Linked DNA regions of Mus musculus: region 1 is linked to region 2. The links are chromatin loops, found by intact Hi-C in ENCODE. Cell type or tissue: heart. All regions are shown on one strand. Links, peaks and the distances in the headings refer to the core of each region. The heading gives the core; the rest is flanking DNA.

Evidence for each region. A loop is a pair of places that touch in the nucleus more often than their neighbours do. Peaks named below come from ENCODE experiments on the same cell type or tissue, not always from the same donor. Only the 100,000 strongest peaks of a DNase experiment are listed, where the experiment ranks them.
Region 1: it touches region 2 in a loop (4-fold over the local background); 6 of 42 quality-filtered maps call a loop at or near these places.

Annotation. Positions count from the first base shown.
Region 1 is chr17:88,591,847-88,603,325 of GRCm38, reverse strand. It overlaps a transcript of Ston1 not described here. Among named protein-coding and RNA genes, the nearest start is that of Gm31704, 28 kb to the left of the region's middle. In heart, for the core only: a CTCF peak has its summit at 6,105; DNase peaks (open chromatin) are centred at 2,499, 5,635, 5,995, 6,604 and 2 weaker places; H3K4me3 peaks cover 2,953 bases; H3K27ac peaks cover 3,226 bases.
Region 2 is chr17:88,522,766-88,533,871 of GRCm38, reverse strand. Ppp1r21 (protein phosphatase 1, regulatory subunit 21) reads right to left here and starts at 3,748. Exons shown (of 22, transcript NM_028658.4): 1 at 3,554-3,748. The coding sequence starts at 3,610. In heart, for the core only: a CTCF peak has its summit at 5,908 (motif pointing left); a DNase peak (open chromatin) is centred at 3,831; H3K4me3 peaks cover 1,986 bases; H3K27ac peaks cover 1,277 bases; H3K27me3 peaks cover 388 bases.

The sequences.
Region 1 (11,479 bases), core at 1,333-9,332, 68 kb before region 2:
GTAGCTTGTGTGGCGTCTGGGTTCAACTCCCAGAGATGCAGAAAAGTCATCTGTATAAATTAAATGTAGTTATAGTAAAACTCTCAGCAGAAATTTCTGTGTCTGTGTGCACGCAAGTAGACAAAAATTGATTTATATAAGCTAAAAAACAAAGCGGCCAATAAATCCTTTAAATCCATAATAGTAACAGCAATTGTTTTGTACTTTCTGGTATGTCCCGGGCTGTTCTCTTTCTATTGTGTATTATCTCCTCAATAATACTTCGGGTGGAGCTGTTATTTTTATCTTAAGTATGGGAGACAGAGGAAAAAAAAAAAAACTAAGGTTACTCAACTATGAAAACGGAAATACTGATGGGGAAAACTGAACTCAGCTGGGAGATGGCAGTACACACCTTTAGTCCCAGCCCTTGGGAAGCAGAGGCAGGCTGTGAGTTCAAGGCCAGCCTGGTCTACAGAGTGAGTTCCAGGACAGCCAGGGCTACACAGAGGAACCCTGTCTCGAAAAACTAAACAAAACAAAACAAAAAAGATAAAACACGGATAATTGTAGGGTCACAGCTCCCACTAGAGAGCCCAGGCAAAATGTCCAAAGGGTCGCATCCCACCTCTGAGACCAGAAAGAAATCTTTTATTTCTTAAATATAATCAAGATCTCAAATATCAGTCTAATCAGGATAATTCAGGAGGCCCTTGACCATCATATTGCTTTTTCTTCTTCTTCTTCTTCTTCTTCTTCTTCTTCTTCTTCTTCTTCTTCTTCTTCTTCTTCTACTTCTACTTTTTTTTTTTTTTGAGATTCATCTATTTATTGCTTTATGGTGTATGTGTGTGAATATGTGTGTGTGAGCACCAGCACCCACGGAGGCCTGAGGAGGGTGTCAGATCCCTTGGGGCCTGAGTTACAAGTGGTTGTGAGCCACCTATCGTGAGTGCTTCGAACCAAACTCAGGTCCTCTGCAAGAACAGTATTCAGTCTTAGCCCTGGCTGTCCTGGAACTCACAGAGATCTACCTGCCTCTGCCTCCCAAGTGCTGGGATTAAAGGCTTGTGTCACAGCACTTGACCAAAATGTATGTTCAATGAGGTCACCATTATTAGAATCATTACTCTTCCAGAAATCTCTCCCTGAGGAATGGGGGATGTTGGGGGGAGGGAGCCTTATTATGAAATCTGACAAGGTTTTTCAGGGGGTAGAGGCAATGACGACACAGCAGATGTTTTTGAGGACATTTAGGTAGGTACCATAAAGGGAAAGAATAAAGTGACCTCCAGTTCCTGCCTCCCCGAGACAGAGGGCAGTGCTATGGGATTTGAACTTAAGATTCACACCAAATATCCCCCAATGTGCATTAAATTAGCCAACTTTGCCAATGCATGAGGTCACCCATGGAGCCAGGTTTTCATTGTCATGTTTACACAGAACTAAGCATCAACACACAACCAGGTTTTCTACCTATCCCACTGGCATGGCGGCAAAGAGCAGCACACACCCCGGCAGACAGCTCCAATCTGCCTGGCCTGCTTCAAAATGCCAGCCCTGCACCCCAGCTACTCCAGTCCCATGGGTTCCAGGAACTCCAGTCAGGCTGGAGAGCTCCCAGAGATTTCTGGGTACATCTTATGGGGTAAAGTTGTTTCACAATTGTAAGTGTGGAACAATTCTCAACAACTTCCTAGGAAAAGGGTCAGTGGGGGAAAATAAAAAAAAGGATTTGGAAGGTGGAGGCATTTTATAAGCAATCAAAATATTTGACTCTACTAAAGCAAGGAAACTTTTCTAAAATAATATTGATAATAATAATATTGTTCAGGAATAGTAGAGATTGAAGTGTGTAGACTCTCATCGCTGACCTAAATTTGAGATTTGCCTCCCACACTTAGCACCTGTACAGCCCTGGGCAAGTTCCCCTCTAATCCTGGTTTCTGAATCCCACAATGAAAATAATAATAGTTCTTACCTCAAAGACTTTTAAAACGAAATACTCCATGTGAGTGTTTAATACTTGGTGAATGTTAGCTATCATTACTGTCAAAAGCTGAGGAACCTGGGCCAACAGGAAGAAAAGCAAGAGCAACTATAATCCCCGAGACCGTTTCAAAGCATAGCATTTCAATTGTCACGGGTGTATTTTCAGAGTGAAAGGATAGTGCTTTCTAATTCATAACTTGCTATTTAAATTCACCCCTGCTCTCTGAGCATCTCCCGTATAATTCAGTATCCTGTACAGGGTAGCATTTAAAGGCCACGTACCATTCCTCTGGGTGAGTTTACTTTGAACAACCCTTTCCTTCTTGCCTTTTGATGGAGGTCACAGACCTTATCTATTTCTAACCCATTTGACACAGCCAGAAGGTGACTGACTCTCTCCTGGCTGTGTGGAGATGTGACTCCACCTCACTATCCAACCTGTTCAATCCTGAGGTCAGGGGCCTTCTGTGGTCTTCTGATATCTCCAGCTTCCTGTGTAGCCCACGCTAAGCTCACCTTTGCTGCTGGATGCGTGGCGGACTACTCTATTTAACTAGATCCATCCATGATGGGCGCAGAAGGGAACATTGCCAGGTAGGCAGGGTTTTCCAAACAGTATAAAGTTGGCTTCCAGGGCTTTAAACTCACGATTAGAAACGATTAGAAACTCTCCGTAACAGGAAGAGACTGGAGATTCTTATCAGGGTGCATTGTTTGTTTAGGGAATGAGGGCAAACAAGTTCAACACTTGAGGGCTTGCATTCAAATCAAGGATATCCCAACACTTTATGATGTTACAAGACCACTGACAAAACCTTAACTGACTGATACAAACATGGGACTGTCAAACTGGGCAGACGTGACGCATCCTGTTTAAAACAAGCTCCCCCATTTTCAATGAATTCAGTTTTTACAATCCTTTTGTTGTTGTTGTTGTTGTTGTTGTTGTTGTTGTACTTAGTCTTTCACAGTGCCTACATATAGAAAATATACTTTGATCATGCCCCTCCTCGTCCTCGGACCCCTTCTCCTCCCTCTGCTATTCTTCCCAAGTATACCTCTATAGGGGTGTGTGTGTGTGTGTGTATGTGGTATGGTGTGTGTGTGTGTGTGTGTGTGTGTGGTGTGGTATGTATGTGGGGTGTGTGTGTGTGTGTGTGTGTGTGGTGTGGTATGTGTGTGTGTGTGGTGTGTGTGTGTGTTCCATTGCACTTTATCACAATTGCTTGTTTTAGCATGGGTAGGGGGTGCCTTTAGTCAACCTACCGATAACTGCACCACTGAGGAAAATCCCCTAGAGATCACTGATCATCCAAAGCTTGTCAGGGAAGAACAGAGACTCAGGAGCCTCTCCCTGATCCTCAGTGGGCCCAGTTTTGTGCAGGTAGCCTTACTGCCGCTGAGTTCATGTAAGTGTTCTTAGCACACCTCCCATCCTTCAGTTCTTCGTTTCTATCTGCCCTGTCTTCTGCTGAGCCCCTAAGTCAGGGAGTGAGTGATGCAGATGTCTCAAGGACAGCCACATATCCTCAGTGTACTAAAAGCAGTAATAGTCTCCAAAGTTTCTTTTAAATCTTTATTTATACCCTGACTTGCCTCAAAGCGTCGTTTGCAGCGTGTGCTATGATCCCAATGTTGTTTGTACAGAGAAGAGTAGTAGCTCAAGCTCAGATCAGTTAGGGGCTAACTGAAGGCCCTGGAGGCAGAGCCCCAGCACCCACATCAATTTGGCAAGAACTAGGCATACCTGGGCAGAGACAGGCAGGATGCTTGCTAGAGTTTGCCAGTCTGTTGGGAAAACAGTGAGCCCTGTCTCAGGGGAATAAACAGGACACACACCATCCTCCTAGAGGGTAGACCCTCCACAGTTGTGTGCACATACATACCCCACACACACATAAACACCCTCAAGAAGCAAGGAAGTGTGTGCTCCCCACACAGTGAGGTGCCGTGCTCCCTGCAGTTCCCCTCACACAGAGCAGCTCTGGTGAGGCCCTGGCTGCCTCCAGCAGCTCTGATGCCTAGGGAGGGGTGAGCAGAGACAATCAACCTCACTGGATCCCTAAAACACAGGCAGAAGGACAACAAAAACTACTCCAGACTCTATCTACCACCGTGGAAATCAGCAGGCTGCCTGGAAGAGCCCAGAGACCAAGCCCGTCATGGAAACATTGATTCAGCCATAATAAAACCCGACATAAAAACCACACAAATGAACTAAACAGCCCTCCAGCCCAATCAGAACTCCGTGGAAGCCACAGCCACGGGGCTAAAATAAGTGCACTGCCTTTTTTTTTTTAATCTGTGGCCCTTCTGCTCCAGACTCCTCCATCACTCTCTCACTTGTCTGCACCTCCTGCTTAGGGGAGAGAAAGTGAAAAACAGCTACAGGGCGCCCCACAGATGGGCAGGCTAAGGGGAGTGACAACAGCTTTCTTGCCCAAGCAAGTCGGGCAAACTAAAGCCCTCAGCCAGGAGGAGGCTATAACAGGCCTCTTATAGAGGAGTCTAAAAAACTAAACTAAACTAAACTAAACTAAACTAAACTAAACTAAACTAAACTAAACACAGTGGAGCGGAGACTAAAATCTTTACTTCCAGCCTCCGCACCACGTTTTTATTTATTGCTAGTTGCTTTTGTTTTGTGTTGTGTTTGTTTAAGTGTTGGCAGTGGAGGAGGGATAGAGAGTGCCGCGGGTGGAATGTGGAGAACGGTGTCAGGCGTGGCTTTTCTCCCTGCACCATTTAGATCACCAGCAACTGAACTCAAGTTGTCAAGGCTTGGTTGGCAGCAATCACCTTTACCACCTAAGCCATCTCACCTCCCCCCCCCCCCCAGAACAAAAAAAAAAAAAAACAAAAAAAACAAAAAAAACAAAAATGGGGGGCTAGAATTCTGCTTTTCTTTATGAGCTTTGCCATCTAATTAGATTAACTGTCATTGGTGGGGTGCCATACAGTTGGAAAGAAAATAGATAGACCATAGATAACTAGATATTTAGGGTGGGTGCTACCAAACCATAGAAATAATTAAGTCCTGTAAAGGACTATAGTCTCAACTCCTTCTGCATCCACAAACTCCACATGCCAAATCCTGGCGCATGTCTTTCCTGCCACAAATATTGGAGCAAAGTGTGCATGACCCCTTGGCTTGACAGGCTCGGCCTGGCTGGTGATCTCTGAGGGCAAGAGGGGATGGAGGTGAACCCAGAGGTGGGAGGAGACAGGACCACCAAGGACAGGAGCCAGGAAGACTGCAGGAGTCGGGGGTGGGGGGTCGTAGGTGCGAGGATCCAGAGTTCTGAAGGAGCTCTGCCCTGGTAGACAGGGGATGGTGCCCAGGTCTGGGTGGCGGTGACCACGCGTGGGTTCGTTCCTACAGTCCCCGCCCCGTTCTGCCCACGAACTTGACTGTCCGGTGCAGTTGTACAGTTGTACTTTTCTTTCTTGGCAATCAGGCCCAGGGCAGAGAGAAGCCGGCGGGGCCCCATCCCCTCGCCGGCTCTGATCGCCCGTCGGGAGTTGAGAAAAGAGAAGCCCTCTACCCCCGCCCTCAAACTCCAGAGAAATGGAGCGACCCCACCCTGGTGAGGGGCTCCTTATTATCACTCACGGGCAGCGCGGCTGGGGCTCCGACTCTGGCCAAGGCCATCCACACAGGGAAGAGGAGAGGGGAGGAAGGGGAGGGAAGAGGGGAGGGAGGGAGAAGGGGGAGGAGGGCCCGGGCGACTGGCGGGGTGGGGATGGGGGTGGGGGAGGTGTTCACCGCCCGGGCCCCTCCTCCAGTCCCCGCCCCTCTCTTTTCCTGCGGGATCCTCCCTTCTTGCTTGTTTCTCCAACCTAGGTTCCCCAAAGACTTTTTTCTGGTGTGAGATTGGACATTCCACTTTCCCTCAGGAATCAGCTGTCTTGGGCGAGTCTGTAGTCCCTAAAAAGGAGGCTGGACGGAGTTCACCAAATTATTTTTGGAAGCCTCTATCTACGAGGGCCTCCATTTTCTTTGCAGTCAGGCCCCGGGCAGAGAGGCGCCGGCGTCCACAGCGAAGGAGGGTTGGTGAGGAAATCCATGCTCATCTGGCGCACAGATGACCAGGTGACTGAGTGATGGGCCGAGCGGTGTGCGAAGACGGGAACACCACAGCGCCTCTGGCGTGCATCTTGGAGAGTGCACGAGGGATGTGGACGAGGAGGTCTCTTCCTTAATTGGTTTCCAGTGTACCCTCTTCCCCCAACACACACATACACATACACACGCACGCACGCACGCGCACACACACACACCACCAGCAGCAGCGTTTCCCTTGTGTAGTCTCTGTGGCCTTGGAAAACCTGGTGACATGGGAAGGATAATCAGGTAGTTTGTCCAACCATGCGGATTCAGGGAAGACATGGAGCTCCAGAGAGGGCACAGGCGCCTCATACCACACAGTCCGGCACACTTGGGATAATATCATTCCCTGGGTAATATTTCTAATTGTGCTTGTGCTTAAAGCATAACACTAACAGAACTAAACAAATAAACAGAAGGAAGGCCCCTCGCCTCCACAGGTGGATCTGGATAGACATGGCTGGGTGATGCTTGCCTACCACACAAAGCCTGGTGTTTGCGCTCCAGTACCCTGTTTTGTGTGTTTGTGTGTCCATGGGAGGGTATGTGGGCGTGAGTGTGTTCAAAGAGGCCAGAAAAGGGCATCAGCTTCCCTGGAGATGGAGTTACAAGCAGGTGTGAGCTTCCCAACATGGGGGCTGACAACCAGATAGCAACACAGTGCTCATAACCACAGAGTCACCTCTCTAGCCCAGAGCACCAGGTTTAAATAAAAACAAACAAAACCAAAAACCAACAGAGGCTGAGTTTTACTGTTGCTGTGTCCCTTGTGTCTACCACCAGCTTCTGGGGCTGAGGGGGTGTTTGGAGGGGACAGTCCCTCTCAGAAATGCCATAGCTAACTGAAGAGGCACACAGAAAACAACACACTTGGGAAAGTTACTACCACTACAACAGATTTCTGAGCCCAGCTTATAAATTATGTCATCTTTGAAAGAAGCAGTGTGGCCTTAATTAGCAGGGTAGCTGAGCTGGTGAAAGAAATCTCATGGAAATTTTGACACTTTCCGGGGAGCAGACAGACATGAAACTCTCTGATGGCTACTCCAGTTAACTGAAAACTGCTTCCTCTTTTACCTTGGCGTGTCCCTGCCCTTCTGTGACCCTGCATCATTCAGGAGATTGCGGCGTTTGCAGATCTTTTCTTCTTTCTGGCCTGTTGGCATACACTGGACACTTATCTCCATAGGATTCTCTCTGGCAAAGTCCTTTTGTATTAATGTCTGGTGGTAAACTGCTTAGCCTCTCCTCACCCAAGCCACCGCTGCCATGCACGCCACCAGTGGGGACCCTGTTGTACTCCAGCTACTCTTGCCTGCTGCACACTCAGATCCTCAGAGGACACCTCGTTACACACAGCGTTCCTTTTCCCGACAGCCTTTCCATGGAAACCACTGAGGGCTTTTAAGGAGGTCCCTGAATTCACACAGCAGTGAGATTCTGTTTTAAACACCTTCTCTGGTATTGTCTTTGTGACCTTAGAAAACTTGGTAAATGGAAACGATATTGAAGTAGCTTGTCCCATCGCCAGGATTCGAAGAATTCAGGATCCAGTATCACAGGGAGATCCCCCAAAGTTTCTGTGGGGAGGACCTGGTAGATCCCTCAGGATTAGTCAGCTACAGCTATTAAAATCAACATACCTTCAAGAGGAGGGCAAGGCTTGGTCTCAAATGGTTAATGAGGACATTAGTCCTCTCTCAAACTTCACAGCAATAGTCTCTATTTAGATGACAAGAACCAGTCAAGACAATGTGATGGCTTTGGGAAAAGTATTTTTAAGGAAAAAAGCACCCAGAACAAAGACATTTCACATGCATGAAGCATTCTGAGATGAGCTAAGTAACTTTTCTAAGGCCTTTCCTGAGGAAATTCAAATACACTTCAGATGGGAATTTCCTGAGCTAAAAAGCCCACATTTTCACTCAGAATGCCAACCCAAAGCAACCATATCAATTCCAACCAGCCATGGATTGGCATTCTTTTACCATGAAGATGACATTCCTGGCATGCCTTGAGCTACGATGGCTGGTGACCACAGCTGGTCCATGGCCCATGATTAGGAAGTATCTGACGAGCATTTACTGACAGCCTTCCACGAACAAGGTACACTGCTCAACAGCAACAGTCTGAGTCTAGGACTGCTCCCTGCCTCCGGCACCTACTGCTGTACACTGTGGTAGATTACAAACATTAAACACAGTGGGAAGAGTCCAATTAGCTCAACTGAAGAGATGACCTAAAGAAATATAGAGAAGACGGTAACGATGTGTGCCTATAGCACTCAGGAGGCTGAGGACAGAAGACCATGAGCTCAGGGCCTAGCAAGGAGGAGGGAAGGGTGGGGGAGCGGGACGGAGGGAGGGAGGGAGGCAGGCGGGCCAAGGGAGACTAGTGTTTAATAGTTGAACAGGATCTTACATTGTCTTGTTGACTATATTATGCTGTTTCTATTCTTGGGTCTCCAAGACCTCCTTCCTGGGCCATTCCACGATATTCCTGTTGTTTCAGAAAGGACTGGGGTAGAGTTCAGGAATTAGTAAAGCCCCCAGCAAAATAAACAACGAGGTTCCAATTGGGGAGTTGCCTTCAAGGCCCCTCCACTGATGGAAACTCTGCCGTGTTTCTTCTGCTGAGTTTTCTTAGTCTCTTCATGGAAGAGTTGTTCAAAAGTTCTCTTGCCTTTCCTCCAAAAGATTTAGAAGAACAGAACTGTAATTGCCAGCTAGCCTCCTAATTTGGAACTAATTACTAAACTGCTCAGAAATGTAAGGCAAGAGGAGTCTGCTTGGTGACAGCCTTCCCATTCATCACCACGGTATCTGAGGACATGGCTCTCAGCTGAGGACAGAGGCTTTCTCTCCGTACACAGACTGGACGACCCTCCCTGGCGTGGCCTCAGGTGTTTCCCCAGCATTATGTCCATCTATGGTTTCTCTTCAGGTTAAAGTTGTAGAGCAGCTTGAGGCCTTTAAGAATGGGAGAGCTGGAGAGATCGATGAGCAGCTAAGAGAGCTTGTTATTCTTGCAGAGGACGGTGGTTCAGTTCCCAGAACTGACACAGTTACTCACAAGCATCCATAACTCCAGTTCCAGAGAATTGGCTCTCTCCTGATCTCCACGGCACCGAGCAAGCCCACAGTGCTCATACAGAAATGCAGGCTAACCTTCATAACTACACATCGCACACCTTATTCCACTTGGGGATTTTTACACTAGAGAAGATTTCCAATCAGCTGAAGAAGTTTTTGGTTGCTCTCATTTGGGGCTTCAGGCTAGTTGTTTCTGGTTGTTTCCACATGCTTGCCGATGCTATGGTCTGTTAGTTTTTGTTGTTGTTTGTTTGTTTCTAATGCAAATGCTAGTTACCTCTGTCTTGTAGTGACTAAATACTTGGCAGAAAAAAACTCAAGGGAGGAAAGTTTTATTATGACTACTGGGTCTAGAGAGATGTTACCATCCCGGAAGGGAGGGTACAGTGGCAGACTACTACGTGCCAGGGTTGTTCACATCTCTGTGGTCCAGGAAGCAGAAAGAGCAGGCTGGATGGTGGGCAATATAACCCAGTGACCAACTTCCACCAGGTATGTCTTTTTTGTTTGTTTGTTTTTATATTTACCTAAATTTTTTGCTTTTTGTTTATTAGATATTTTCCTTATTTACATTTCAAATGCTATCCCGAAAGTTCCCTATAACCTCCCCCCACCCTGCTCTCCTACCCACCCACTCCCACTTCTTGGCCCTGGCGTTCCCCTGTACTGGAGCATATAAAGTTTGCAAGACCTAGGGGCCTCTCTTCATAATGATGGCCAACTAGGCCATCTTCTGCTACATATGCAGCTAGAGAAACAAGCTCTGGGGGTACTGGTTAGTTCATATTGTTGTTCTACCTATAGGGTTGCAGACCCCTTCAGCTCCTTGGGTACTTTCTCTAGCTCCTCCATTGGGGAGTGGGGGGGGGCCTGTATTCCTTCCTATAAATGACTGTGAGCATCCACTTCTGTATTTGCCAGGCACTGGCATAGCCTCCCACAAGACAGCTATATCAGGGTCCTTTCAGCAAAATCTTGCTGGCATATGCAATAGTATCTGGGTTTGGTGGCTGATTATGGGATGGATCCCCGGGTGGGGTAGTCTCTTGATGGTCCATCCTTTTGTCTTAGCTCCAAACTTTGTCTCTGTAATGCCTTCCATGGGTATTTTGTTCCCCATTCTAAGGAGGAATGAAGTAGCCACATGTTGGTCTTCCTTCTTGATTTTCTTGAGTTTTGCAAATTGTATCTTGGGTATTCTAAGTTTCTGGGCTAATGTCCATTTATCAGTGAGTGCATATCTAGTGACTTCTTTTGTAATTGGGTTACCTCACTAAGGATGATATCCTCCAGATACATCCATTTGCCCAAGAATTTCATAAACTCATTGTTTTTAATAGCTGAGTAGTACTCCATTGTGTAAATGTACCACGTTTTCTGTATCCATTCCTCTGTTGAGGGACATCTGGGTTCTTTCCAGGTTCTGGCTATGATAAATAAGGCTTCTATGAACATAATGGAGCATGTGTCCTTATTACCAGTTGGAACATCTTCTGGGTATATGCCCAGGAGAGGTATTGCTGGACCTTCCGGTAGTACTATGTCCAATTTGAGGAACTGCCAGACTGACTTCCAGAGTGGTTGTAAAAGCTTGCCATCCCACCAGCAATGGAGGAGTGTTCCTCTTTCTCCACATCCTCGCCAGCATCTGCTGTCACCTGAATTTTTGATCTTAGCACCAGGCATGTCTTATACTTAAAGATTCTATAGTCTTCAAAATGGTCTACAAGAGGGGCCCTGAGCATCCAAAGCCTAACCCTGTGTTTCTGATATTAACTGTGATGATGGTCAAGGACTTAGAGTGCCATGTTACAAGTCATCTCAGTTCACCTAACAGTGTCTTACCGCCTCTCCAGAAGCAACAGCTCTGTGTGTAGGAGAACTGAGTTCTTGGGATACAGAACAAATGATTCCTCGTCACTGCGGTTCTCACACACTTGGCCAATTGTTATCTGCCAACGATGTTACTACCTTCATGTTAAATCCCATTTTTATATGACAACCCAGTTTATCAGCTTGAAGGGCCAGCAGCACCGAATCTGACAACTTAATGGAGGGTGATGTTGACGAATGACAATTCATACTCACCAAACAGTGAGACATGTTCATCCGTCCCTCAAGCTGTGCCCGAAGGCTCTTCTCCACGCTGCCACTTCTGGTTGTTCCAGTGTGCACAGTGCCTGCAGGTGTCAGGAGCCAGGTAATGAGCTAATGGACCGCCCTTTGCCATTCGACAGTCTTTCTGTTTTTCCCATTGGAATTTATCACATTTTTTTTATTAAAACACATGTTTATTAACTAAGAGTGG
Region 2 (11,106 bases), core at 1-8,000:
ATACAAGTGCCCTTCAGTATCAGCCCAGTATCTGTGCACCAGGGAAGGGAATTAACAGGTAAAACACCTCTTCCAGGCACAAGGCTATCAAGGAGAAGGACCTAATCTAGAAACTGCTTTACAGTACAGCGGACAGGAAATAAAACAACATCAAGTCCTTGACCAGTGTGTCTGTCTGTGTATGTGTGAACATGCAACTGAGCGAACATGCATGCGTGTGCGTGTGTGAGCATGTGTGTGTGTGTGTGTGTGAGTGTGAGTGTGTGTGTGTGTGTGTGTGAGAGAGAGAGAGCACGTGTGTGTGTGTGTGTGTGTATGTGTGTGTGAGAGAGAGAGCACGCGTGTGTGCAAGTGTGTGTGTGCTTGAGACTTGGTCTTACATTATAGCACAGGCTGGCCTGGAATTCTCTATGTAGCCAAAGCTGGTCTACATAGAGAACTCACAGCAACCCCCCTGCCTCAGGTTTGAGCCACCTCACCCAGCCTTTTTGTTTCTATGGTTTCTATGTTCAGAAATGTCTGTGACAGTGGACACGAAAGAATGAGAAATGATCTGGCCCAACAGGGGAGATGACCCCAAGTCCAGCAGAGCAAAGCGCCTTAGCACATCATTCCTACAGGTGTTCTCTACAGCTGTACCCTCATTAACTCTCCAAGTTCACCTGTACAGAATATTTTAAGGAACTAATCTTTAACCCCATTTTTAGCAAGTTTAGCTCCATTAAAATTTTTTCATCAAGTATTCTCAACATCAACTCAAGCTAACATAGGAAACATGCAACTTTCACGTGTTCTGCATCCCTAAATTCCAAGTCTACATCTTTAAAACACCGCTTTGCTCCCACTTGACCTTGCTTGGTTATGGCAAGCACAATCCTTCACCTCAGAGCTTTGTCAAACTCTGTGTCTTCCCTTAGTTACCAAGTCCTGAAGAGACCTGAGGACAAACAGTTTATACCCTGTTCATATCTTTCCTGAGCCCAGTGGTATGAAGGAAGCAGGCTCTCAAAACCGGTAAGCTAAAAAAAACGTATTGTTAAACCAAAACTCCTGAACTCTCCTCTCCACTCCAGATACCAACTTTACTTACTTAAGCCTACATTTTCTTCCCAGTGTAGTCCAACAACCGAACATCTCTATTCCAGCCTATCTACCATATGGTTACCAATTTCCTTCCAAAGAGTAATGTTACTCCCTCAGTAAAAGAGACCTTTGGAAGCTGACAAGATGGTTCAACCATTAATGGCACTTGTCACCAATCCTGATGATTTCAGTACAGTTCCTGGAATCTACATGGTGGAGGAGAAGAAGAAAAGAAGAAGAGGAGAAAGAGGAGGAGGAGGAAGAGGAGGAGGAGGAAGAAGAAGGAGAAGGAGAAGAAGGAGAAGAAGGAGGGAAGGAAGGAAGGAAGGAAGGAAGGAAGGAGAAGGAGGAGGAGGAGGAGGAGGAGGAGGAGGAGGAGGAGGAGAAGAAGAAGAAGAAGAAGAAGAAGAAGAAGAAGAAGAAGAAGAAGAAGAAGATGATGATGATGATCAACCCCGAAGAAGAAGAAGAAGAAGAAGAAGAAGAAGAAGAAGAAGAAGAAGAAGAAGAAGAAGAAGATCAACCCCCAAAAGCTGTCTCCTCCTCCTCGCCATCACCATCACCCCACCCCACCCCACCCACACACACACACACACACACACACACACACACACAGACACAGACAGAGACACACACACACACACACACACACACACACTAATAAATAGATGGATAGATAGACGGATGGACGGACAGACGGGTGGATGGACAGATGGATGGTTGGGTTTCTTTGACCTTCCCATTGCACACATCTTATCTGAAATCCACAGCCCTCATGATCTAGCCCACTCTCCCTTCACCACACTCTGCCTGCCATGTATCTTAAGATGTTTTCAGGACAGCCAGCATAGGCTAACCGAGTTACATGGAAAGCTACCACTCTCTTCATCCCCTTCCCTACTCCCTAGTGTAAGGAACTCCCCCTTCCCCAGTGACCTCTCCTCTGAGCTGCGCTGACCATCACTTGCTACACTGTATCATAATTGCAGGCCACGCTAATTTAAGGGTCTATTAAAGGTGATTGTGCAGCTTGAACTCCGGCTTTCTCAACTGAGCCTGGCACACTGCTTGCGGGGTGCACATATAACATGAGTTTGTTGAACACATTAACATACCCAAAAGAATAAAACCTTTCCATGCCTTTCATTACTTTAGGAGGTGATATAATTATTCCCGCAACACGGCCACTGCTCTGAGCCCTTCTGGAACTCTACTCACTGGCCATTTGGAACCAAACTTTCAAAGTTATTTACCCTCCAGAGATGGAAATCGGGCCCCTTACTTTATATGCATGAAACATTTTCAACCAAAAATAGTAGTGGCAAATTTGGGCACTGCCATCCTCCACCCACCCTCCTTCGTTATATGGAACTGTTCCAAACAAGGGAATCCTCCCCCAAAAGACAATGCACTATCTCAGGCGCTGAGCCACAGAAGTCTACGAGGATTTCAGACGGAACTACAAAGGGAGTGGACAAGGTGAGTGATAAGCTGAATGCCATCAAGGCTCCCATCTGATGCTGAGGACTTAAGGGTGCACGCTTAGGTGCCAGTATCATTTCTTTATATTTCACTTTACCTTCCCAAATACAAGCTTAATAAAATCATAAAGGGGGATGTCGTACACTTGGGTTTTTTTTTTTTTCAAATTAGAAAAAGGGCGAAATCTTTTCATTGCTTCTGTGAATGCCAAGATAATTGGAAATTAAACACGACTACCGAATCCTTTTCAAAGGCGTGAGATTCTGCTTTAATAACTTCATTAGAATATTCTTCAGGCAGAAAACCCTACCCAGAAACTGCACCACCCTTGTCCAAGAAAAAGGTTTCACCATTTGAAAGACTGACACTTCAGAAGGCCGGGTCCCTGTTTTGCATAATTCTGTATTTAAGGAGAACCTGCGGTGTGCACTGCCCCATTCCACGGAAGGAAGGTGCAAGAGAAAAAGACATCAGCCCCACCACCCAAGCTGTCAAAATCAGTGGCGACAACATCTGTATTCCAAAGCACCCATCCCAATGAGGCCGTTTACGCTCCCAAACTGATGTGGTGGCAAATAAGTCGTTTTAACTTTAAAAGCATCTCCTCGCGAAAAGGAGATGGTGATTTCCCCATCATCGGGCGAACTGAGAAAGCAGAGAGCATAGGGTGGTCCCTCATTCCTCCCTTCCCCTCAGGCTAGCACCAAGAGCTGTGCCTTGGATTTCTGTCATTCCATTTCTAAGCCTGCTGGTCCAGCGAGAAGGAAGACTCAAACTCCAGCTCCTTTCTGCAGAGACGCACACGGACCCAGACACCGCCCGGCCCTATCTCCATGGAGCTGCAGGTGGAGGCATCGTAATGGTGGAAGCAGGAGGTGGAGAGGAGAGGAGGAGCCCTCTGCATCCCCCCCACCATCCCAAATCGCTGCCACGGCCAGCTGAGGCCTCCGGGCCAGAAACCCCTGTCTCCCCCACCCACGATGGGTACCTTCGAGTACTCCTGAGCCAGCTTCTGGTACTTCCCCTGCAACTCTGCGGAGGCCATGGCCTCCCCCGCCCCGTCCAGGCCTGGCCGCCCGGGCTGCCGAGCCCCGCCCCCCGCCCCCAACCCCACACTTGCTCCTCCCGGGCAGGGCTCAGCCAGCTTCTGCAGCACCGCCGCCGCCGCCGCGCCTCCTCCTCCTCCACTTCCGGGTTTCCAGGCGGGAGGGAGGAGGAGCGGGACCAGAGGCGGGGCGACCACCGGGGGCGGGGCGACGTCTTGACATCACCGCCCCGCCCTCTGGTGCTCCGGTTCGCGCATGTGCGGCCCGACGGACCCGCCTGTGCGGTGCTTTTGCCCCTCCTGAGACCCTAGACGCCATGTTGGAAGAGGCGGGAAGATGGCGACCCGTTTCCGGGCGAGCCAGAATCAAGCGGGAGGAGAATGAGTGCCTACGGAATGGATGGAACACCGAAGGGAGAGACAGAGGATGCAAGGAGAAGCATTCTAAGAACATCAAGAATTCTGGCTACCCAGTCCCCTAGTCGCCATAGCAACCGCCTAGCGTCAGTCGCTTGCTTCTTGGAAGCTTGTTTTCCGCCTTCTCATTCATTATCTGGATACCCAGACTTGTGCTACACTGTAAACCGTCCAACCTAGCACATATTTATACCGTTTGCCCTTCTCCCCTTCTCAGATCAGAAAACCTTCATTGTCTTCTGTGTTTTGTCATTGACCTTTCTCTACTCAAATGCCACATGCCCGCCCCTGACCCTTATTCATCTATCAGAACATTTTAAGCCGTAAAAGAACATACAGTTTCTGAAAATTTCTACCACGCATTGAGATGTAAAGACCATTAATGTTTTGTTTTGTTTTTAAAAAAAAAACGGCTAGACTAGATATCTTGAGATACCTTATGATGAAAAACTGCTCCTTTTCATTTAAAATATTTTTGACAGTTCTGTTGAGGATTAATGTAGGTATAGCATTGAAGTATTTCTTGTTAGAATAATATGAATGAAGAAAGATATGTGTTTCTTGAGACATAATATGACAGTTGAAACTAATGAACTACATTTGTACACAAACACATACATATGAACATTATGCTAAATAAGTCAATTGCACTGGGTGCAGCTGTATAAACCTTTAATCTCAGTACTTAGAAGGCAGACAGGCAAATGGATCTCTACTGGTTTACATATTAAGTTTCAGGCCAGCCAGTGAAACTCTGTCTTTAAAAAAAAAATAGTGAATTGTAATATACTATAAATAATCTTAAAAATTATGAAGTGGAAGTAGCCAGACATGTTTAGTCATACCAGCAGTCCTAGCATTTGGGAGGCTGAGGCATGAGGAAGTCAAGTTTGAGAGCAGTCTGGACTACACACACACAGTATGTACTGTGTGTGTGTGTGTGTGTGTGTGTGTATAATCTCCATAATATGTGAAGTAACATTATTCCGATTTTTATTTTATTTAATGTATATGAGTACACTGTAGCTGTACAGATGGTTGTGAGCCTTCTTGTGGTTGTTGCAAATTGAATTTTTAGGACCTCTGCTCACTCCAGCTGGCCTGGCTCACTCAGTCCCTGCTTGCTCAGGCCCAAAGATTTATTTATTATTATATGTAAGTACACTGTAGCTGACTTCAGAAGCACCAGAAGAGGGCACCAGATCTCATTACAGATGGTTGTGAGCCACCATGTGGTTGCTGGGATTTGAACTCAGGACCTTAGGATCAGTGCTCTTACCTACTGAGCCATCTGGTTTTTTTCTTTTTCTTTTTCTTTTTTTTCTGAGACAGGGTTTCTCTGTGTAGCCCTGGCTGTCCTGGAACTCACTTTGTAGACCAGGCTGGCCTCGAACTCAGAAATCTGCCTGCTTCTGCCTCCCAAGTGCTGGGATCAAAGGCGTGTGCCACCACTGCCCGGCCCAACATTATTCTTAAACACATGAATATGTAGTAAAAACACAGAGACAACTAGAACACTGGTTGTTCGGTGCCTCTAGCAGAAAAAGAAGGAAATGAAACAGGACAGAGGAGCATCAACTTGATTTCTCTAGGTTTTTTAAAGTAAATATTATTACCTTTATTATGGAGGAAACGCATCTAGGAAGGCTAAGTCAGCCCTGTGGATTATTTAGAGGTATAATTAAAGTGAAAGCTGTGCTAGCTAGCTTCTCTTTTATCTGGGAGCAATCCAGGAGTTGTTCAGCAAAGAGCTCAGCCTGTATCGTTTCCTGTACAAACTAAAACTGTACACTTTACACTTGCTAATAAATAAGTACTGCCATCCAAACTTCCAGAATAACCGTTCCTGAGAGGAGTGTTAGTTCCCTGTAGCACCACCAAGTGGCAGAATTAAATGGTGTAATCCATTTCCATGGTTTGAATAGGAATGGAAATTTTTTTTATTGTTTTAAAAATGTCATTCCAGAAAATAACATTCCAAAGAAAAACATACAACTTTAGCAAGAGAGTCTGTATGAATTCATATTACTGAATTTAGAAATTTATTTTGACTGGCTGGCTGTTTGATCAGACACATTGTTTTAAAACCCTAGTTGGTAAATAAGAGTAAATTAAAATTAAGATTCTCATTCTCAACTAGTATTAAAAAGGCCAGCCACAAAGGGGAAGAAGGTAATAGCAGCATACAAACCCTACAGCAGGCTCTTGTCCAAATCTGTAAAGAACTCCCAAATATCAATTTTTTTAAAAAGGCCATATCTACATGTTTTACTATTTCAAAGGGTGACTGAGGCATGGGAAAAAGTTAATTGGCAGGTGGGCTTTAATAACCCATAGTTTTGGTGGGGGGGGGAACTCTAGATTATTGAGATTGAAATATTGTGAGGATTGAATTTAAATATTCTGACTGGCAAGATGGCTCAGACAGCGCCTGCCATAGAGACTGACGACTGATTTCAGTCCCAGGATACACATGGTAGGAGATAGCTGACTCCTGCAAGGTGACCTTGGACTTCTGCACATAAGCTATGGCACACACATGCACACATACACACACACACACACACACACACACTAAAATCTTAAATAGGCAAAATTCAATACCATCCTGTCAATTGTTGGTTATCAAACCTAATGAGGGCACAGATCTCTAGAAATTCATAGAAATGGAACAAAAGCTGGTTGTTGCTGACTCTGACATGCTGTGTTCAAGGTCAGTATTCATTATCTGCAAAATGAATCTGCAAATTTGCATAAAATGTGTGTGTAACTCAAATACAACACTCACTAGAGCATCTGCAAGCAGGCAGAGTAGCAAAGATCTGACTGACCCAAAGCCTATATTCCCAACTGACATCCCGCAAGATGATACTAAGTGAATGCTTTGCATTATTTTGTTGAAAAGTTTGCTATTTCAAATGGCCCCAAGCACAATGATGAAGCCTGTTCTAGCCCTAGACAATGTTCCTTAAGGCAAAAAGGGCTAGTTTTAGCTTTATGAAGATCAACGTGTATGACAAAAGTTGTGAGGCTTTAGTCCAGGATGTTAAGTGAATATGGTGAGCACTTTGGAGGCTAAAACAGGAGAATCTCTGTGAGTTTGAGGCCAACCTGGTTTACTTACTGAGTTCTAGGACAGCCTCAACTACATAGAGAGACCTTGCCTCAAAGAAAGAAAGAAAGAAAGAAAGAAAGGAGGGAGGGAGGGAGGGAGGGAGGGAGGGAGGGAGGGAGGGAGGGAGGGGAGGGGAGGGGGGGAAGCAGAGAGCTGTTGACCACTGGTTTAAAATTAATGAAGCAAAAAATATCTATCAAATAACATGCCTTTAACCAAAGTACACTTAAAATATGGTTATGTATGGAAAGGTTCAGGAAAATGTAACCAGATGCTATCAAGAACCTCTGAATTTTCCCCAGGAATAATGCTATTTGTACGTTAATGCTTGCAGCAACGTATGACATATTAACGATGTGAATGTACTGATTCAACTGAGTGTAGATTGAGAACACTGGAGAACATCTATTGATTAAGTAGACAAGCAATTATGCCATCGGTTTACAGAAAATATGAGAAACACTGTGAGCCTCTAGCCGAATGTTATTTCATGGCGGAGAAGAATCCACCTGTGTTGTCTTAGTTGTGGGAAGGCTCCTGTGTTTGCCTGTGTTTGAAAAGCAAAGTCTTCATTCAGACTTCACAGCACTTCTCGAGCCCGCCAAAGTAGGCAATCAGAAAACAGCAGGGAAAGATTAAGAAAGACAGCTAGCTGGTGGGCCTTTTATTACGTAGCACACTCTCCTTACCCAATTTGTTTATTTCTGAGACAGTGTCTCACCTTTATCCCAGGCTATCCTTAAACCCAGAATATTCCTGCCTCAGTTTCTCGATGCCTTATGTTCAAACCCTAGAACTGCAAAATAAGATAATCCATTACTGACTGTCTGGCTTGTTTTCACTTAGGGGTTGCTGCACAGGATGTGTCTATGATCACAGATGCATGGATATCTGTTTGAATCCCTGTTTCCACCCTGCTGTAGAGAAACCCAGAATTCCATTTGGTGACTTTATGTTCTAGCTTTTAGAGCCAAACCTCCTATTTTCCACAGTGTTTTCCTGAGGATTGCACAATGTCTTAATTCTCTACATCCTCATGAGCATTTGCCATTATCTATATTTCTTGTCCAATTTGTCCTAATTATTAAAAAGCACTGTCTCATTCTGGCCTTCATTTGCATTTCTCTAATGGTTCTTGTTTAGCACCATTTCCTGTACTTACTGCTCTCTTTGGTTTTTTCATTTCCTTACCTGCCTATGAACTTCACTTCTTGCTTTCTGCTTATGCAACAGGACACAGATCTCTGTCTCTATGCAGCTCTCCAAAGTCAGGCCAATACGGCCTTGATCCACAGTTCCACCATGAGCACCAATCTTGAGGTTTCACTGGAGGCTCCTGGGCTGCTGCAAAACAGGCCTCTCTGTCTCCCCATCTGTCCACCCTCTCTCCACCCCTCCTCCTAGCTTCACAGAGTAAATGTGGATTCCTATTCCCATTAGAAAAATCCCCTAGCTCCTGGGATCCTCTGTACTGAGCCTCAGTAGGTCTGGTTCAGTCGATCCCCCTAGCACCTGTGCCCCGATAAGAATCTTTTCCCTTGAGGGCAATGCCTTCCCTGGTCCCCACCACCTCCACAACACCTCCCTACCTCTCTCCCAGTGTCTTTTTGTAGATGTCTTTTACCACTGTAGAACTGTGAAGATACCAGCATGTGTGTTTCTTGCTTTGTGTTCCCTATCATGCTGGGTTCACGCCTGTGCCCCCAATAAAGCAACAAAGGTCTATAACCATTGTCATGGTTTGAATATGTTTGGTTCAGGGAGTGGCACTAATTGGAGATGTGGCCTTGTGGGACACTGTGGCAGAAGGCTTAGTGGACACAGCAGCAGAAGGCTTAGTGAACACGGTGGCAGAAGGCTTAGTGGACACAGCAGCAGAAGGCTTAGTGAATACAGTGGCAGAAGGCTTAGTGGACACGGCGGCAGAAGGCTTAGTGAACACAGTGGCAGAAGGCTTAGTGGACACGGTGGCAGAAGGCTTAGTGAATACAGTGGCAGAAGTCTTAGTGGACACGGTGGCAGAAGGCTTAGTGGATACAGTGGCAGAAGGCTTAGTGAACACGGTGGCAGAAGGCTTAGTGGATACAGTGGCAGAAGGCTTAGTGAACACAGTGGCAGAAGGCTTAGTGGACACAGTGGCAGAAGGCTTAGTGAATACAGTGGCAGAAGACTTAGTGGACACAGTGGCAGAAGGCTTAGTGGATACAGTGGCAGAAGACTTAGTGGACACAGTGGCAGAAGGCTTAGTGGATACAGTGACAGATGTAACAACTTCACAAGAGTCCTGGAATCCAGCACAGCCACTTCAAAGGTTACATACACAGCTCCTAGGAACTGTGTCTCAAGTAAAACCAAGTCTAACATGATTAAATGCATAGGATCAGAAGATCAAATAGAATAACTAAGGCCATATATGGCTAATATAGCCATAAATCTACGAGGAAGAAACCATTGCAAAAGTAGGAAGCACAGATTAGCATTCCTCCAACTTCAGAGATAGTCTATAAAAGAGGATACGCTCCTAATAAAGAAAACTTAGCCACCCAGGCTGTCCATAAGCAGGATACAGCAGAACCTGACTCTTCAACTTTTTGTCAGGAAGTCACTGCTGGTAGAACACCAACTGCCCTACCACTAAAATGCCGTACTGATAGAGCTGTTTTGGGTAGAACAATGGCCTATGACCCAAAAAAAGTTACAGCCACTAGAACAGAGCAGCTGGAGGCTAAACATATAGAAGAGTCCACCAGCCCTATGAATTCTCCTATATTTGCCATTAAAAAGAAAATGGAAAATTGAGGCTATTAACAGATCTGAGAGTAATCAATAAAATAAGGCAGCCATGGGCTCTTTACAGCCTGGAATCCAATTGCCTTCATTGTTACCTAAGGCATGGCCTTTTATAATGATTGAGTTAAAAGGTTGCTGTTTGTTTGTTTGTTTGTTTGTTTATGTGAGTACACTGTAGCTGTAAAGATGGTTGTGAGCCTTCATGTGGCTGTTGAGAATTGAATTTTAAGGACCTCTGCTTGCTCTGGTCAACTCTGCTTGCTCAGTCCCTGCTTGCTCCGGCCCAAAGATTTATTTATTATTATAGATAAGTACACTGTAGTTGACTTCAGACGCACCAGAAGAGGGCATCAGATCTTATTACAGATGGTTGTGAGCCACCATGTGGTTGATGGGATTTGAACTCAAGACCTTTGGAATAGCAGTCAGTGCTCTTACTCACTGAGCCATCTCGCCAGCCCAAAAGTTTGCTTTTTCACAATTCTTTTGCATGAATATGATAGAGCAAGGCTTGCTTTTCCAATGCCTACTTACTAAAATAACTATATTTATACACACACACACACACACATATATATATATATATATATATATATATATATATATATATATATATATATTAATAACTATTAAAAAGTACTATTAGAGGGTCTTACCACAAGGAATGTCAAATAATCCTACTTGATGCCAATATTTTGTACCACAGCCACTAGAAGTAATTTGTAAGCAGTTTCTTCATAATTTATCATTATATGAGTGATATATTACTGGCTGATTCAGATAAAGATACCTTAGAGGGGAAAATGCTTGATAAAGTAAAGAGAATTTTACCTTGTTGGGGGTTACAATTTTCTCCTGAAAAAAAAAAATACAAAGAGAAGAGTCTACTAATTATCTGGGATATAAGATAGGTCTACAAAATCTTCAACTACAGAAAGTACAAATCAGAAGAGACCAATTAAGAACTATTAATGATTTCCAAAAATTATTGGGAGACATTAATTGGCTAAGATTCATAATTGTATCAACTACTCAAGTGCTAAGCTGGGCATGGTGGCACATGCCTTTAATCCCAGCACTTGGGAGGCAGAGGCAGGTGGATTTCTGAGTTCGAGGCCAGCTTGGTCTACAAAGTGAGTTCCAGGACAGTTAGGGCTATACAGAGAAACCCTGT